2 separate regions of the Homo sapiens genome follow, and region 2 is linked to region 1. A link is a loop called in an ENCODE intact Hi-C map of the cell type or tissue named here. Cell type or tissue: endothelial cell of umbilical vein. All regions are shown on one strand. Links, peaks and the distances in the headings refer to the core of each region. The heading gives the core; the rest is flanking DNA. Region 1 overlaps WDR25 (WD repeat domain 25). Region 2 overlaps RTL1 (retrotransposon Gag like 1).

Evidence for each region. A loop is a pair of places that touch in the nucleus more often than their neighbours do. Peaks named below come from ENCODE experiments on the same cell type or tissue, not always from the same donor. Only the 100,000 strongest peaks of a DNase experiment are listed, where the experiment ranks them.
Region 2: it touches region 1 in a loop (6-fold over the local background); 9 of 110 quality-filtered maps call a loop at or near these places.

Annotation. Positions count from the first base shown.
Region 1 is chr14:100,383,666-100,386,572 of GRCh38, reverse strand. All of the region lies in intron 2 of WDR25 (WD repeat domain 25), which reads right to left. Among named protein-coding and RNA genes, the nearest start is that of WDR25, 8.6 kb to the right of the region's middle. In endothelial cell of umbilical vein, for the core only: CTCF peaks have their summits at 1,219 (motif pointing left) and 2,703 (motif pointing left); DNase peaks (open chromatin) are centred at 972, 1,162, 1,402, 2,692 and 1 weaker place; H3K27ac peaks cover 1,498 bases.
Region 2 is chr14:100,898,849-100,901,755 of GRCh38, reverse strand. All of the region lies in intron 2 of RTL1 (retrotransposon Gag like 1), which reads left to right. It overlaps MEG8 (maternally expressed 8, small nucleolar RNA host gene), which reads right to left. Exons shown (of 51, transcript NR_146000.1): 5 at 2,671-2,799. Among named protein-coding and RNA genes, the nearest start is that of SNORD112, 2.4 kb to the right of the region's middle. In endothelial cell of umbilical vein, for the core only: CTCF peaks have their summits at 716 and 1,160; DNase peaks (open chromatin) are centred at 1,305 and 2,045.

The sequences.
Region 1 (2,907 bases), core at 279-2,778:
ACAATATTTATGTATAGCCATATTCACTGTAATACTGATTATTTTTTAAACAAAAGCAGGAAATTATAGGAAACAACATGGAAATGATGGAGCAAAGTATGAAACTTGAGACAGTTATAAAAATATATTTGGGGAAAAGTTTTTAATAAGGTAGAAAAATTCCCCTTACACGTTACAGAAGATTGGGCAGCAGAGGAAGAATTCAAAACTGCACATACTATGCAATAAGCCCAATTATGTAAACAGATAGGAATGTAGGGCCCCCGACCAGGGAGGCCCCTCATGTTAATGAGGCACTGACTTGGGGTTGGGAGTTATCAATGATTTCTGTTTCTCCTTCATACTTCATATTTCCTGCATCATTAAAGTTTTTCACAATAAGCATCTATTACATTCATGGTCAAAAATTAAAAGGTTTTTTTTCAAAGTATTTTAAGGAAGCTTGTTACTGAAAGAATTTCTAGAGCAAATTATTCTGTAAAGCAAATAAACAACATCTAATTCATATATTTTCTTTAAAAACCTTCTGTGTTTCAGAACTGCAGGTTTTCATACAGGTACAGAAGGTCCCTGGTGGGTCTTCTGTCACCCACCCAAAGGTCTTATTCCTTTGGGACTCCCTCTCAGTGCCTGGCAGAGGGTTCTGTACATGGGAGCATTCAATAACGGCTGGTTGTGTTTTTGGTTAACGCAGGCCACGTACATGTTTTCCTTCAAAAAAAGGCATCAAAGTCTGAATTTCTACCTTTACGTGCAGTGGGTGTTCAAACACGTTAAGCCAAAAGAGTTCACTGGGAGATGAAAAGAGTATATAAAAGGGTATCCGTGCTGGGATCACAGCTATGAAAAAAACAAGCACGTTCACAGACAAGGGGAGGAAGGGATCGTCAGGAAAGAGCAGCGGTGCAGAATTATGAGTCATTGTTTTATTTTACTTAATTTCTCTAGCTGTAAATTTTTCAAAACTAATAAAAGCATATTTTACAGCTCACAGAACATTTAGAACATATTAAAATAAGTATCTTTCCACTGTAATGTGTCCAGTTGAAATGTATGAATTCCGAAGCTACGTTTTAAGGATATGAAGGAACTGGCACTCCATGTTCTTTAGATTAATAAGTTGGACTGTGTTGTTTTTCTCCTGATCAGAAAGAAATCATTTTTCAGTAAATGTTACCTTGAATCAAGGATTCTTCCACATTCTAGAAGCTTGGATGAGCTGCTTATATTAAGTCTTACTGTGCACCCTAGTGGCGAATATGATTTATCCACTCAAAAGACAATCCCTTCCCAAAGGCTTGCGATAAAATCCAAAAAATTTGTTTTAATTTTTATCGATCACTTAACATGTACACAATTTTGTGCCAGATGCTGGGGAATATAAAAATGGGTTCTGGCTCAGGAAGCTTAAAGTCTAGTAGGTGAAGCTGATATGCTTCCATGGCTACTTACGTAAAATAAGACATGAGCACAAGTCAAGGAAAGGAGGAAATTCTTGGGGAAAAGCAGGAACTCGAGCACACACTAAGTGCCTGCTATGTGCCAGGCATTGCACTTGGTGATTCACAACTAATATCGTTTACTTTTCACAAAAACCCAGCGAGGCATGTTTAATTCTCTCCACTTTATAGATACTCAAATGAAGGCTCAGAAGTGAGGTAACTTGCCAGAGACCACGCAACCAAGGGGCTGGCCGTAGAGGAAGGACCCAAGCAGGTCTTGTCACCCAGCCCCCAAGCTCTTCCCTCCTTCCTGATCCAGCAGGGGCCCAGAAGACACTGGCAGATTTTAACCAAAAGGCAGGGGGAAAGCACCCTGGGAAGGGTGTACTGCTGCACCCGCCTCTTTGAGCTCATTCCATGCTGCACCCACCATTTCCTCTCCTCCAGGGACTGGGCTGCAGCCAGCCAGGACTCCTGCCTGTGCCCGAGGCCCTATCCCCACTCCAGACCCACCACCCACACCCACACACTGCCTTCCCCAGATCACCAGGTCCCCAAGATCTGCCATGCTGCCCCACCTCTGACACCAAGGAGGGAAAAGAACACCATGTGCCTCCCAGCCAGGCCACGCACAAACCTGGTGGCCCAGCAAGCCTGAGGCCTCAGCCGGGACTTCTGGCCACAGCTCCTGCCTGGCTCCCCGCCGGTTCCCAATCTGTCTTCCCATCCTGGCTCCTCCAGCCCCTGCCATACACTCTTCACACTGAAAAGTTGTTCAAAGTCAATTTGCCCAAAACCAATTTGCCAAATAACCCCATCACTGAAAACTGACAAATATCTTAAAACAGAGAGGGCCCTGGCCCACCATTTGTATCTATGGCTTATAAAAGCCCTAATGTTCACGACACCACAGTAAAAAAAGAGGGTCAGGAGATGCCAACCCTAGCAGCCATGCTGACCCTGGCCCAACCTCATGACAGCAAATGTGCTCTGCCCTGGGAAGGAACCCAGGGTGCACAGTGCAGTGGGTGGGGCTCCCCAGAAGCTGCCTGGCAGCCCAAGGGGCCCATGCCAGTGTCATCACCTGCAGCACACACAGTCTCCTCGGGACAGGCGGGCACAGCTGCGGCGCCTGGCCCCACCCAGGGCAGCCCCACAGACCCGGACCCAGGTCTCTGAATCGCCCAGGAGCAGGGCATTCCTACCACAGTCCCTCAGTCTGAGCCACCCTCACTGCCATTCCAAGCTGGGCCCACTGCGCCCTCTTCTGGTCATGAGGTGTCACAGTTAGTTGGCTGCTCACAGTTTCCCCTCCATGGGGGCAGAAACGTCTCTCCCCCCACGTCCCCAGTGGCACCGTGCCTGGCACATTTGTCTACTCCACAAGGCCAGAAATCAATGCCTCTACTCAGGTGCTCTCTGCTCAAAAACTACCATGGGGATGCTTCTGTTTAGGAAATCTAAA
Region 2 (2,907 bases), core at 194-2,693, 520 kb before region 1:
CCCTCTTGAGGGCCAGAACACCTAGAGTGGCCAAGCACCTGCCCTGGCTCCTGAGCCCACAGAGGCTGGCCTGTGTCCTCTCTGGGGCAACAGGCTGGCAGAGTGAGTGGAAGGAGCGAGGAGGTCTGGCAGGTTGAGGGGCCCTTTTCTGGAGGCTGAGCAGCAACCACAGATGCAGCCAGCTGCCAGACTGTGACTTACATGTTCAGTGGACTCATGAAAGCTCCTCACACAGTGACAGGGCTGGGGTGCCGGCCTGCTGATGAATGCAGCCCACACGGGAGTCGGGAGCTGCCTCTCCTGGCCCATTCACAGGGGTTCAGTTCCCAGGAACTGTGGGACCTTTATCAGGGGACCTCTGCTAGACAAGGCTCTGTTCTGCAGTTTCCAAAGGAGTTTTCTGCCTTATGCTCCCAGTGCAGGCACTCAGCATGTGTGTGTGCGCGCATGTCTGTGCGTGTGCGTGTGTGCATATGGGGGATGGCTGCGAGGCCAGCCAGGGCTCCTTGTCTGTGAAATGCCCAAGGTCCTCGGGGGCAGAGATGCACCTCCATGGAGCAGAAAAATTTCAAGGAGGGCAGAGTCATTCAAGGATGGAGCCCATCCTCACTGCAGCCTCATTGTCCTGCTCCTGACAACCCAATCTGTCAGCCCTGGGGTCGCCACAGCTGCTCCGACCCGCCGTGGGGGGGCAGCATCGTGTTGCAGGTGGAGTGCGCAGGCTGGTTTGCCTTCCTGGCTAACAGACAGACAGACGGCCCTGGCAGCTCAGTTAGGCACTGCAAGCCCTTCGGGAAAAACTGTTTGTTTCTCGGGAGCCTCTGTTTTTGTTGGTTTTTGTTGGTGCTGTTGTTTTAACCTATTAAAAGGTTGATTTGAAGCTGCAGGTGTGAAAATGTTTGGGAGAGTGACATTTACATGTGTCATTTACATAAACGGGGGAGGGGGCGCGATGCAGGGTGCAGAACAAGAGGCACCCACATGGGAAATTCTGTGAACAGGGATTTCTGGTTCAGGATAGCTGGTGGTGCAGAAAGGGTTCTGAAGGGCTTTGGTGTAGATGTGAAAAGTCACCGACCCAAATCCCTATTTAGAGGCAGACGCCACAGGGCAGCAAGCCCTTTAGCCCCTGCCGGACACGGAGGGAACACTCCCCCTACACTCCTTTTTGCTGTGGTTCCCTTGCCCCGTTGCTTGAGGAAGTTAGGAAATGGGATTCTGGCATGAAGCGCAGGGTTAAATTGCAGAGACCTGGACAGCTCTACATATGGCCGCAGAGAAATAGCCCCAGTATCAGACATGTGCCTGACCAGGCTCACGCTCCCGAGTAAACAAATCAAACATTTCGGAGAGCGGAGCCTTTGTTCACAGCGGCCGAGGAGGTTCCCTTTTGTGTAAAGGGCAACGTGCAAGTCATGCTTCCACTAGGTAAGGCTGTACTAACACACAAAAAGCTCATTTAGCCTGAGCCCAGCCCAGGGAGAATTTTCTGTGAAATTTAGGAGAAGTCAGGTTTGGCCAGAAGTTTTTCCAGGAATTATGAACCTCTGGAGACTGTAACCACTGTTCCTTCCGAGTGACCCTTGCCAAAGTCTGTAAAATATGAGCCTCAAAAAATCTGCCTGTGGAGAAGTCTGACTTTTTATATGTTATTTACATAAAAATAAACTCTCACCAAACTTTTCGGGAAACCCGATTCAAAGTGGTAGGGCAGCCCCTTCCCCGGCCCCCAGGTGTTCAAGAAAGCACACTTTTCCCTGGGAAGATGTCTGGGAGGGAGGCGAGCATCAGCTTTTATTGCCCCTCACACTCTCTCTGGCATTTGTGTTGTCCTCTGTTGGGTCTCCCTGCCCTGAAAGGGAGCAGCTGCCCGTCTCAGGGAGGGGGTTAAGCATTTCATGACGGGGTAAGATGGGGAGAGCTACCGAGTTTTGCTGGGTACTGCGTGTTGGCTACTGTGCTGGATGATTTATTTGCGTTATTTCCTCATTGAGATCTCAATAGCCCTGTGTGAGAGAGATTATGAGTCCTTTTTTTTTTTTTTAATATCAGGAAACCAAGGCACAGAAACACTTGGGGATTTGCCAAGGACACGCAGCTCAAGTCTGTTCTGTAGCTGGGTCTGTGCTCAGGGTGGCTGGCTTCCTGCAATGCCTCCTTCTCCCTTCCCCTGGGAGAGAAAAAAAGGGACCAAAAGCCCAAACACTGCCAGTGGCTCCTGTTACTCCTGACAAGCTCCCCAGGGGGATGCTGCCTTGGCCTCACAGCTCCTCTCCCCCAAAGCCTGTGCTCTTTTTAGAATATGACTCGGTCCCAAAGGTCCCAGCACTTGCTCTCAGCCCTGTCCTTCCCCAGAGCCCCTCATCGTTACTCCAGTCATCACATGTCCTCCTCCTGTTCTGGGACCAGACCCGTTTACCTCTGGCAAGGAGGAGCCATAATGGCAATCAGCCATTTCCAAGCTGTAATCATACCCCGAACCTCATCCCCAGAACTCACAACACTGAGACGCTACTCCCGCGCTGTGGACCCCATGACTCTGGGTTCTGGGGCCCGGCACAAGGCAAGCATCAGGGGAACGTGGTATAGCGCAGGCTGGGGCAGTGGGGGGGTGCCAGCCTGAGCCCCACCCAGAAGGGTGTTTGCAGCTTTACAACACTGCAGACTTACCCAGCGCCACGGGACAGATGACACGATCCTCCGACACTGCCCATCTGCCCATCGGTGCAAGAAAGAATTCGAGGCAGTTTTCACTGAGGCAAAGTCAGACCCAGGCAACACTGGGGGAGCCCAGGGCTCCTAGAAAGGGACAAAGGAAGGAGGGTGAGTAACAGTTGACCAGTTTCATCAATTCTAGAAAAATGCAAAACATTCCCTTTAATTGGGAAAAAAATGTCAATGAGGCAT